Regions from separate parts of the Homo sapiens genome. Here region 1 is linked to region 2. Evidence: chromatin contacts called from ENCODE Hi-C or POLR2A ChIA-PET data. All regions are on one chromosome and are shown on one strand. The core of a region is the stretch at or near the end of the contact, and the rest is flanking DNA. Distances in the headings are between cores, read along the strand shown. Region 1 overlaps DLGAP1 (DLG associated protein 1). Region 2 holds the start of MYL12A (myosin light chain 12A).

Region 1 (6,057 bases), core at 911-3,410, 280 kb after region 2:
CTCTTGCCTATAATCCCAGCACTTTGAGTGGCTGAGGCAGGCAGATCGCTTGAACCTAGGAGTTCAAGACCAGACTGGGTAACATTGTGAGACCCTGTCTCAATAAATAAATAAATGAAAGTCATGTGGATTTGTCATTCTGAGTCTGTGTGATTTCATGGCATTGGGATTATCCATGTGGAGACATTCTCATTTACGAGTGTGTCCTTGCGGCAAAAATTTCCCCAACCTACTGCCCAGCAGCTGCTTCTCAGACACACTTGTGATCCGGAGCTGCCATCAACAAAACGTCTCCATAGAAAACGTGGATCTGTTTCATTCCTGACTGGCAGTTGCTGATCTGCATTGCACAACAGTGCTTTTTTTGTTTTGTTTTGTTTTTAGCTGAAACTTGGTGGCTAATGAATAAAGAATGGATTCTCTAGTAGAAGTTTTCCCATAGACTAACACCAGAGTTTCCACAGTGTTCTGGGGGAAAAAAAAAAAAATCAACAACATTATTTTGTTTTTAAAGAGCAAGTTTTTCAAAAACTCAGCTAATTTTAATTTTTTTTTCCCAGTTCCAACCCCTCCAGGAGCCTTACTCGTAGAAGATGGTCATTCTTTGGATCAATATCTTGACTTATATCAGCCACGAAATGGTAGCATCATATACATCATATAGATAAAGACAGTTTTGAGCCTTTGAAAGTTGGATGAAATGAAATTAGTTTCTATTTCCCTAGGTAATCTAAATGAAAAAAACTGTATATTTTATTTGAAGTCCATTGCATTTATTGCATTTATTTTTTAATTTATTTTCGACATGGAGTTTTGCTCTGTCACCCAGGCTGGAGTGCAGTGGCGTGATCTCGGCTCACTGCAACCTCCACCTCCTGGGTTCAAGCAGTTCTCCTTCCTCAGCCTCCCGAGTAGCTGGGATTACATGCATGCACCACCAAGCCCAGCTAATTTTTGTATTTTTAGTAGAGACGGAGTTTCAACCATGTTGGCCAGGCTGGTCTCCAACTCCTGACCTCGTGATCTGCCTGCCTCGGCCTCCCAAAGTGCTGGGATTATAGGCATGAGCCACTGCGCCCCACCAGTCCATTGCATTTATATTTCACAGAAACAGTTATTGGAGAAAATGATAGGAGGTCTTGCTCCGTGAGCCAGTCCCTCTCTTTGCCATCTCTGGAATGACAGAAACACCACTGGCCTAGGAACAGATCTGTTTCCAGGCCCAGTTCTGCCCCCAATTAACCACATCACTTCACCTCTTCATGCTTTCGTGCCCTCCTGAGCTGGGAGACACCACCCTCAAGAAGCACATCCACAAAAGGATGGTGTCTAATGGCCTTCTGGCACCAGCGCTGTGCAAAGCGGCATGAATGGAGCATTCTCAAGGTTAAACATATGGCACATTACAGCCGATTTCCTTTTCATTACTGCCACTTCCTCTGCGGTCACTAATTTCAGGTTGTCTGGAGCTTACAAAAAGAGACATGCAAGTATGTGTGTCTGTGTGTGTGGTGGAGTGGGAGGGACCTTTTGAGGGTTCATTGCAAGAGTTAGATGAGAATAAAACAGAAAGGAGCTAGGCTAGAATGCAGCCATTGCTCCCCACTTAGAAACACACACGGGCTGGAGGCAGATGAATTGCAGAACTCACAGATACAGCTTTGTCTGCCACCCACTGTTTCACAGGCCGCAGAGACACAGCAGAGGCAATCCCAGGCGGATAAACCCTGGGTGATGGCACCGATAGACCATCACAATGACTGTGCACAGTTTCCGTAACCAAACCTGAAACCAGGCAAACCCCATTTCAGGTGTCATTACCAGCCCCGCATTCGCTGCCAAGGGTCCCAAGCCTTCTAGGGGACTGAAGGCCAAGTTTCACTAGCTTGGATGCTATTACCAGGCAAAATTAAAGTGGAAGAATTAATCTGCCTCCGGCACATGCTCTAGGTTTATCAGTTTGTTTCAGATAAAGCCTGAAAATTCCACGTATTTGTTGTCTACAATTCAGAAGGCAAAGACAGATTTAGAAGTACAATCACCGGTATTTCATCTTAGGGCCATTGAAACCTGAGCCTATGTTCTTTCCCCACAGTGGTAGACTGCATTCCTAGTTGGAGGCATTCAGCTCCATCTGGTCGTTTCATCCCCGGTTAGATAATACCAGACGTATCTATGTAACATACAAGCCACTGTCAAATAGCACTGAGCCATCTCCCTGAGACAGCTGTTTCACACAAGGGCTTCATTGTCTGAGAAGAGCTCGTATCATTTTACTTCAAGTGCTGCGGGAACAAGCATTCTGTCAGCTGTCTTGGCTTGGAGGAAACCTCACTCACTGCAGTTTCATTATTTTATTATCAAGCCAAAAAAAAAAAGGTACTGTCGACGGTTGGGGTTGAAGGTTTAAAACAAGAACTAAAGTCTTTGCTCTGCTTTGCATTTATCAGGGAAAACAGTAACTCCAGGCACCCAAAGAATGTATAGTTACACTGTTCAAAAGATAGCTTGAGGCTCCTGGCTACTCCAAATGCTTGTTTTCGGTCTGCCTTTTGTTACCCACATTTAGTCAGTTTCAGGTGAACTAGGAAGGTGTTTTCCAGCCCTGTGAGGCCAAAAGCAGCTGTCACAATTAGCATAATGACATCACAAAATAATTAATAACTAAATAACTATTTAAAATTAGATAGACTCTTTCTTCTTCAACTCTCTAATAGAGAAAGATGATTACAACTACCCCACATGCAATATCTGAACCTCAAATTTCCAGTGAGTAAACAGGTTATTTTCCAAACTTTTTTTTTTTTTTTTTTTTTTGCCATGGATGCACTGTATTTTGAATTCAGGGAGTCAATTAACAAAATACATTCTTACATGAATATGAACATGAACATGGTTGTTCTGCTTATCTTTAGCTGCTGCTGCCTATTTCTGAGTTTTTGTTTTTTTAGTTTTTTTTGTTTTGTTTTGTGTTTGTTGTTTTTTGTTTGTTTGAGACAGAGTCTCCCTCTGTCTCCCAGGCTGGAGTGCAGTGGCACGATCACGGCTCACTGTAGCCTCGACCTCCTGGGCTCAAGCAATGCTCTCACCTCAGCCTCATGAGTAGCTGGGACCACAGGTGCATGCCACCAAGCCTGCCTAATTAAAAAAATATATATTTTTGTAGAGATAGGGTCTCTGTTGCCCAGGCCAATCTTGGACTCCTGGGCTCAAGCGATCCTCATGGCATGGCCTCCCAAAGTTCTGGGATTACAGGCAGGAGCCACCACGCCCAGTGGGGGTATTTTAAAATTGTGATAAAATAGACATAAGATTTGCCATTTTAACCACAGTGAAGTGTACCATTCGGAGGCATTATGTACATTCACCAAACATTTTAAAATATTTAAAAATTGGGATAATTCTGGTACCCCACAAAATAAATTGCGTGATTAGAATCTTCCGTTTTTTCCCTCTATCCTATTTATCTTTTCATGATGACTTCAAGACCAGATCTCCTGGGGGGATTTTGTTATGGCACCACGTTTGTCAGGCACCCTGAAGAGAGGCCCTCCTTCTGCAGGTCTGAAACATCCCTTGGCTTGGCCAAGGGATAGAGGTATCTGTACTTGACCCATTTATCGAAGCTATTTTTCTGGTGTGCACAGAATTAAAACAAACAAAAGCTGGTTGCTTAGAATTTGGCTATGCCTGCCAAGTGGGATTGGCCTCTCTTCCTTACCGCCCCTCTTACAAAAAAAGAAAAGGTTAAGTCAGAGAATTGGTGAAACAAAGGCCCTCTGCAACTCTAGGCCCAGTTATCAGAACAGAGTGGTGCTTGCCAAGGAGTCAGGGACAGATCTGCATGGCGGGCTTTAAGGAGGACAGTGCCAGGCAACGCAAAGTATCATTATCTTGTCAAATGTTATTCATGTGTATCTGTTCTATCAGACACTTCTGTTTTCTGTGACCTTGGACAAGATACTGCCAGAGAACTGTTGTGAGGGCAAATAAAACAGCACCTGTCAAAGTCTCTAGGCCATCGTCAGGGGTATTGTGAGGGCAAGATGAATATTCTTTCATGCACTGATATTTTCCCTTCTTCCTGGAGAGGGTTGCTACTGCTTTATGGTCCAATTCTCCCTGATCTGGATTGGCCGCATTTGAAATTGGTGACTCTGTCCTGGGCGCAGGGTTTGCCACGGCACTGACTAGAATTTTGGAATCCCAGTAGTTTGAAGCTCCTATTTCGTGTCTCTCAAAGTATGAAAAAATAGAGAAAGCCTTCAAGTGTTTGTGGAATGGAACTGTGTCTTAAGAATGAGACAGGACACACAAGGTTCATCTGGACTAGCCACCTGTCCCACACGGAAGTGCTTTCCATCACTTCTGTGGCAGGTGCCCATCTCTCTCTTCCACATCCTTGTCCTGATCAGAAGAGCTCATCATCTGTCACGGGAACACCTTTCCAGCTTTTGGCAACAAGAACTGTTAGTTACTTGCTATGGTCTGAATGTCTGTGCTCCTCTAAAACTCATATGTTGAAACCTAATTACCAATGTATAAATAGTAAGACAGGGGGCCTATAGGAGGTGAGTTGGTCACAGGGGCAGAGTCCTCATGAATAGGGTTACTACGCTTATCAAGGAGGCCCAGGAAGCTTGTCTGCTGCCTCCATCGTGAGGCTGCAGCAAGAAGGCGCCATCTTTGAAACAGAGAGCAGCCCTTGCCAGACACCAAACCTGCCAGTATCTTAATCTTGAACTTCCCAGCCTCCAGAACTGTGAGCAATAAATTTCTATTGTTTATAAATTACCCAGTCTAGGGTATTTTGTTATAGCAGCCTGAAAGGACTGAGGTATTACTTATTGAAGTTTTTTTTTAGCTAATTAGGAAGAAAGGTTTTGCTAAGTAAAATACTTTTATAAAACAGAATTTCCAGAATATTTCAAGGACTCAAATACATATTTACTGATCCCCTGTTATGCGTCAGAGGGTCTGGTGATATGAAGATGAGTAAGACAAGAATAATTTCTGTTTTCAGAAAGCTTACTTTTTAGTGGAAGAGAAAGATACATCGGTTATTATAAAATAATGTGGGAAGTACCTGAAGGACAAATACACAGGGCATTACAGGAGCACCAGGGCGATACCCAGTTCAGCTTGAACAACAAATTAGGCCTGGAACAACAGATGGTTGGGCAGTTCCCTCATGTTCATTATCTTGGGACTTTGCCAGCAGTGTACATTTCAAAATACAAATACGTTTCTCTTTCATCCTGAACATAGGCTGAGAAGCTGGTTTTCTGACAAGATTTTCAACCTTTCAAATATATGTTATTGTATTACAATACAACTGACTTGTTTTCCTAGCTCCTTTAGTTTTTCCTAAATCTTTATACAATGAGTATCCTCACACATCATTATAGAGTTGGGTTGAGAGAGGTAGATCAAGTCTCAGACTGAAAGGCCCATTAAAAGAAAACAACAGATAAGTAGTTTCCAAGAGTCCTGTTGAAAGCCAGCCAGGAGCTGGGTGGGTGGCTCATGCCTGTAATTCTGGCATTTTGGGAGGCAGAAGTGGGGGGATTGCTTGAGGCCAGGAGTTTGAGATCAGCCTGGGCAACACAGTGAGAATCTATCTCTATAAAATTTTTTAAAAATTAGCCAGGCATGGTGGTGCACACCTGTAGTGACAGCTCCTCATGAGGCTGAGGTGGGAGGATCACTTGGGCCCAGGACGTCCAGGCTACAGTGAGCTATGATCCCATCACTGCACTCCAGCCTGGGTCACAGGGCAAGACTCTGCCAAAAGAAAGAAAAGAAAACCAAAGAAAGGAGGGAAGAAAAAGAAAGAAAGAGAGAGAGAGAACACCAATCAGGAAGCTAGAAGGAGAACCAAATTTGAGAATTGAAATCTGAAAGTTTGTGCCATTGAGCAGTGGCACGGGATGTCATTGTTCCTTAGTTGCTGGCATTTTTCCTAGGAAAATCTGATAAACTGTGAGTATGTCCACAAGGAGAAAAGTGAATAAGATGATCCAACTAAGACTTTCTTACTGAAAACTACCCCTGCTC
Region 2 (6,508 bases), core at 1-2,500:
GTTAACTTTGGAATACGTTAGTGGTTAATACACGGAACGTTCCCGAGATCCCTCAAGAAAGAAGCTACGAATACTTAGAAGATACTATTCCGCGGCGTTTACAGCAACACTGTCCGTTCCAGAAGGATTCAAGTGGCGGCCTGCTTTGAAGGCGAAGACCACAGGGCAACCCAAACTTCAGAAGGGTTCTGGCCACGGGAGCCACACTGGTCACTGTCCCCTAGTGCTGGGATGACGGCTCGAGTGTTAGAGGATCCCACTCTCTCCTCTGGTAGGTGAGGTCAGAGAGCTGAGGGGGCCAGAACAAGTCTTCCTTATCGGATTCTGGGCGGAAAAAGATAAAGTCGGGGAGGACTTTCTCTTTTTAATAAGATTCATCGTTACGAATTGTTCTAGGCAAGCAGACCTCAGGAGAAATAGGCCCAAGTTTTGATTCCTGTTTTCACCAAGTCGCAAGTCCTAATCGTAGCAAGAGGTGCGGGGAAGAGTCGCCTTCCTTCCTGCATAGTGGGATCCAAGTCAGGCTGTCCTTGTTAGCCAGGGTCAAAGGGGCTCTGCCAGGGAAAAACGACGGCAAATGTTTTTCAAGAGGAAGTCTCCAGCCACTTGTGACCTGGGAAATCCGTCTGGGCCAAAAAGATAGTGGAGGCTTGGCTGAGGGCCCCAGGGACACACGTTTCCTCCCGTATGGAGGGGGCGGGACTCTTAATAAAATTACACTGCACACAGAGCTAGCATCAAGATCCGCTCCCGGGATACGCGCACTGCTCCGGGGCCCTCAGGCGGAGACCCAGACCCCGCGCGGGGCGTCAAGCGCAGGCGCACTACCGCCCACAAGCTGGAGCCCGGCTTCGGGGCGGGGCGAGGGTCAGTCACGTGGGCCCGCAGCCCTCTCCTCGATTTCCCTACAAGGACTTGGGCCGACGGGCCCCGCCCTTCGCCGTGCCCTGGAATGTGCGGCCAGGCAAAGCCACAGGACGGACGCAACCATCTGCGGAAAGGATAGGGGGGAGGAAGACTTAACACTGCAACAACAGGTACAAAAAAGAAGGAAACTCAGTAACAGGACCCAGAGGACCATTATATATTGCTCTATATTCTAGGTCGCCCACTTTACACTTCCTTCTCATGCACTTGGTCAATACCACGCCCGCTGACCACACTGGCGACTTCCCTCTCTGTCGCCCCTCCGTGAAGTCAGACCCACTCTGCGGGCCAAGAAAGGTGACCGGGCTTCCTTCCGGCTTGCTAAGCAGAGGCCGGAAGCGGTGGTTTTTAGCGGCTCTCTGGGTAGCAGGGTGGTGTGATAGCGGCAGCGAGGGGCTCGGAGAGGTGCTCGGATTCTCGTAGCTGTGCCGGGTGAGTGGCGCTCGCGTTCGGGCGCGTGAGACCCATCCCGGGGACCCGTCTCCGCGGGGGCAGCTGGAGGGCGGCGGGGCTCCTGGCGCCGGTAGCGCACCTGGGCAGGTGTGCCAGCCAGGTCCCCGGTTCTGGGATCCGAGGCCATGGCTTGGAGTGGCCCAGACCCGAACTTCGCTCCTGTGCCCAAACTTGGAACTCTGGAAATGTGGCTTCGCTCACTGGCGCCTTGAGCTTGGGCGACTGCCGGGCCCGCGAAACCCGACCCCTGCAGAGCTGACTCCGGGACTATTTTAGTTTCTAACGTCAACTTGCCCGATTCAAGAGGGTTTGCGCAAAAACGTAGCCCGTTGTCCCCCTGCTGCAGCTGTTGTTGCAGCTGTGTGGCTGCGTTTAGTAGGAATAACCAACTCAAATTGGGAAGTTCTTCAGCTCAGTATCCGCTCCTGTAATTAGAACTTTTTTTCTTTAAGCGATGAAATTTTGGACAGAGAGATCTGGAGTTTAGTTTGTGACTCGAAGAAAAACTCCAAAATGTAATACCTTGTCCCATTTGGGGGGAAAGTTTGGGCTAATTCAATTCGCCATGGAAGTGTCTTCTTTTTAAAGTAGTTTAGTAGGTATATGAATGTATCTGTCAGTTCTTGAGAGACCTATGGATTTAGCAGAGATTTTAACTTAAGTGCAAAAAGTTTCATATTTAAAGGCGAATAAAGCGAATATTTCTTAAAATTATTGGTATTTGTTTCATGTTCTGGAAGGGCTCTAATAAACGGTAATCAGAAAAGCACTCTATTTTCAAAAGCGAGGCTTTACTGGCAAGTCAGCCCTCACAGCTAATTGTCTTTGTCCAGTGGTGAGAACTTTTGGGTGTGGCAGTCCAAGAGAACGAATCCTACCTTCAACCGGAAGTTTGCATAAGAAATGAAACTTGGTTTACTTGGAACGGAAGCACCAACTTGAAATACACTTTTTAAAAATTGTGGTTAGCACCAGAAAATAAGTTATACTTAGGCTTTTTTTTTTTAAGTGCATTGATTAAATGAGGCGGTATATTTGGTCAGGGTTTAGAAAGCCCACCAAATACTAGGTGCTATCACAGTACGCAGTGTTTTGTAAGATGGTGGTTTTTTCTTGCAGAATGTGTGATATTTCTCAGAATATTATCAATTTGAGTGTTCGTTTTGTAGAAGAAGTTTCTAGGTTATTTTACATTTATTGCCACTTTGTAAATAAATGCTGGACTCTAGGATTCTAACCACAGAACTCTAATGTATATATTGGTATGGATTAATCCCATTTTATAAATGAACATAGTTTCTAGAGATTCTGAAAACTTCTTGTGTCCTTTGGTGTGTGGGGAAAGCCACTTTGAGAATCTCTTCTATTTCTCCCACCTATTAATCTAGTCTAACATTTTCCTTAATCATGTTGTGTATCTCTCGTTACAGCCCACAATGATTCTGAGCTAAAACACAAAATAAAAACCAGATTCATTGCCACCAGCGCTCACCTCGCCTGACTTAAAAAAAAGGTTATGCTCCTTTAGATCTGTAAACTCAGTCTCCTAACTGCCCTTCATCCACTTTCTCATGCATCTGAAATCCTCATATTTTGTAGAAGCCTGTTCTGTAAGTCTCTCTACTTTCCAGTTTCGTACAACAGACACTCCTTGACACCAAGGATCTTTCACTTAATCCCTCAAAAATAAAGACTCGAGCTGGGTGCGGTGGCTCACGCCTGTAATTCCAGCACTTTGGGAGGCCGAGGCAGGTGGATCACGAAGTCAGGAGTTCAAGACCAGCCTGCACAAGGTGGTGAAACCCCGTCTCTACTAAAAATACAAAAATTAGCTGGGCATGGTGGTGGGTGCCTGTAATCCCAGCTACTCCAGAGGCTGAGGCAGAGAATTGCTTGAACCCTGGAGGTGGAGGTTGAGATCGCGCCACTGCACTCCACCCTGGGCGACAGAGCAAGACTCCGTCTCAAAAATAAATAAATAAAAATAAATAAGTAAATAAAGACTCGACTTTATGATTGAGGAGCTTCGTAATTTGGAAACCTCAGGTCCTTACCTGGCGATCTTTGCATCCTAAAGAATAATTACATTGACATGAAATCTTTTCAATTTATTTTACCCTAGCTTGCTTTTTGTAAAAAGCAATTTCAGGGGGGAGGGGGGAGGGATAGCATTAGGAGATATACCTAATGTTAAATGACGAGTTAATGGGTGCAGCACACCAACATGGCACATGTATACATATGTAACCTGCACGTTGTGCACATGTACCCTAAAACTTAAAGTATAATAATAAAGCAATTTCAACTTTTTTAGATTAAGGGGTATACCCTAGTTTTCTAAACTTCGATGAGAGTTGTGCATTTGCTGAAGGCTTATTACATGAAGAGTGACAGTCTAAATTGTTTGAAGGAAAGTAAAATGAACAACAAACTAGAATCAGCAAAGAGGACCCTGACAATATCAGAAATGATCTGCTCCTTGAGATCATAGCACTGTTCCTGATTTGACTCCCTCCACCATTATTTATTCTCCCCACACTTTTAGTTTGGTAGGGAAAAAACCCCACAGTTTCTGTATTTTGGAACAGTGACTGTGCAGCCAAACTCCCTATCGCTGAAAGGTTTCTGGTGGAAAATAACTCATAGATCAGAATCCAGCCTCCTTGAAAAAGTAAAGGCCTAGGTAGTAACTTCCTCAACATTACACTGCCAGTTTTTGATAGAATTAACTACCTTAATTTGTTAGAATTGAGACTAACAGCCGAATCTCTTCATTCTAACAATGCTTTGTAGCTTCTAAATGATCCCACACGGGGTTTTTCAAGGTCTTCCTCCTCCCCAATCCCTTAATTACTCAGAAACATCTTTTCTGAACTCACAGCATTTGATAATTATGTACCATGTTAGGAATTATTTTTCATTATTGTCACACGTTTTAAGTTTAGAGTCATACTTCTGGAATGAAAACTATGACTCATTTCATAAGTTGAACCAATCATCTCATTTCTTTATAGTTGCCTCCCCAACTATATTAAGCTCCTTGAAGATAGGACACATGCCTTACATTTCTTAACTCTTAGCTAGTATTCAACATAATTAATATGACGTTTGATACATATTAGTTTAATTAACTTCATAATAAAATTGATAAGATTAAGTATTGAATGTGCTGAAGAAGAGCTCTATATGAGGCCATTGTCAGTGCTGACCCAAAAAAAAAAAAAAGCTTTTTTACTTTAAAAATCTATTTTATAATACATTTACAATTCAAAAAAGTGCGTGATTAAAAGAATAGGAAATATATCAGAATTCAGAAAACATACTACTTTACAACCAAAACTAAGCATTTTGAAAATGTATCTAGAGGACCCTCGTAAATTTAGTTATATGAGATTTTATATAATAGATTAAAAAATCAGATGTGTCAGCCGTTTGACCTCATCAGTTTCTTTGTTCTTAAAATAGCTGACATTTCTGCATCATTAGGGAAAGACAATGTTGTCACACAAAACAGACTATTTTTAAAGATGTGCTTTGGCTTGCAAAGGCGTGACATGCCTAAAATATTAAAGCGATATGGACTGGTAAACGTGTCACTCATTGGGTTTCAACCTCTTGCTCCAAGTCCTTGCGTACATTTAAGAATTGGAGGAATAATATATTCTATATCTCTTTGTATTTTTTAAAGACAGCATTTATAACAGACGAGGAAAGTACATCCTCATGTAGTTTAGATGTGAATGGGATTTACTACCCCCAAAGGTGTTATAGAATGAAAATATGCATTTATGAATAGTTTTAAGTCATGAAAGGCAGCATCCTAAAAGTTGATTAAAGAATTCTAGGAAATTTGGGAACAGCATATATATCATAACTTCTGTGCTATGTAGGATATATCTTTTCAACAATATATTCCAGTTGCCATACGGTGCTGTATTGGATGGGCTGGAATTTGTGACTATCCTTTGTGGAATTTCCTATTAAAATCTGAAAACAGATTTAGCTTTAAAAAATTTGAGGCAGAGCTTTTCTAATCATTCCATAATTGTATTTAGTCTGGACGATATGGTTATAATCAAGGAAAGAATGTAAGAAATTACTTTTTAAACACATCGGAAACACATTCTTAGGGTCACTTTGGAGTGCTGAGATCTAGGTGGTAGTTCATTCTTTGCAGTCCACAGACTTATTTTTAGACCAATGGCATAGTGTTTTGCCAGATCATAGCTAAATGTTGTTTTCAGAACGTAAGCTTTAAAATTGTTATCCTGGTCAGAGTGAAATCAGTAGTGCCTATTTTAGACCTGCTTGGAAGAATATAACTCAATGCAGTGTCTTACTTTTGCTGCTGAGCGGTTTTGCAGACTACCATCTTCCCTGCAACTCTGAAGGATGGTATGGTAGAATTTTATTGTCTGATGACTGAGATTTTTAACTTGAAACAAATTTTTGTAGTTTTTAACAGATTGAGTATTGAAAATTGCCTTTTTATTTTAGGTATTATTAGACATTCTTTTTAATTTTAACTTAAATTTTACCGGGATAAATTTAGGTAAGAGAGCAAAGGTAGTTTCTACGTTTAAGATGTTTTCTAAAACTTTTAAAATTATTTTAAAAGCTTGTGCTCTGATTTCTGTTTAGAGATCTTAGATACTTCCAGTGATTTAGTGTGACTGTAATGCAAGAAACTGGTTTGGATAGAGTGCAATGTCTATAAAAACTATAGATGAATTCCCTTCAGTTTTTTTATACTTTACTATTAGCCTTTCAACAAATAGTTTTTTTGAACTACTTTTGCCTAGTGGTGAGGGTACAATAAAAAATGTTAGTTGAAAGTGAAAGCTTTAACAATATTTGTCAATAGAGATTAGGAGATGAAGACCTGTTCCATCAGTTAGTCATTCTTACTATTCTTCACCTTTCTGTCCACCGTACTATGGAATAGCCAGTTTAGGCTAAGGCTGCAAAGCAGGGACCTACTGAAGATGAATTAGTATCCCTCAGCACCCCTATACTGCTGAAGTATAGAACTTGGGAGTTTCCTAAGTACCTAATTTTTTTTGCTTCTTGGTTTTTTATTGTTATCAAATCAGCAGATTTGGTTATCAGCTGTTGTTAGTTATATAGC

What was found. A loop is a pair of places that touch in the nucleus more often than their neighbours do. ChIA-PET counts read pairs that join two places held with the same protein, here RNA polymerase II (POLR2A). Pooled maps may share reads with other maps.
Region 1: a loop to region 2 is called in a map with no recorded cell type, with 7 times the contacts of the local background. The contact joins the enhancer-like site here to the promoter of MYL12A in region 2. A Hi-C loop is called at or near these places in 1 of 37 single-sample maps with no recorded cell type and 4 of 50 pooled maps. POLR2A ChIA-PET finds 5 or more read pairs at or near these places in 1 of 52 experiments (GM12878).

The regions. Positions count from the first base shown.
Region 1 is chr18:3,524,616-3,530,672 of GRCh38, forward strand. The region is part of intron 10 of DLGAP1 (DLG associated protein 1); the gene reads right to left. Among named protein-coding and RNA genes, the nearest start is that of GAPLINC, 61 kb to the left of the region's middle. RefSeq lists an enhancer at 1,548-2,292 and a silencer at 2,056-2,350. Within about 2 kb of position 2,161, at least 5 of the 41 ENCODE cell types and tissues checked have a DNase peak (open chromatin) inside an H3K27ac peak, as active enhancers do; they include GM12878, where a contact is called at or near this core.
Region 2 is chr18:3,246,551-3,253,058 of GRCh38, forward strand. MYL12A (myosin light chain 12A) reads left to right here and starts at 1,251. Exons shown (of 4, transcript NM_006471.4): 1 at 1,251-1,359. It also overlaps a transcript of MYOM1 not described here. RefSeq lists enhancers at 958-1,187, 2,320-2,389 and a silencer at 1,478-1,557.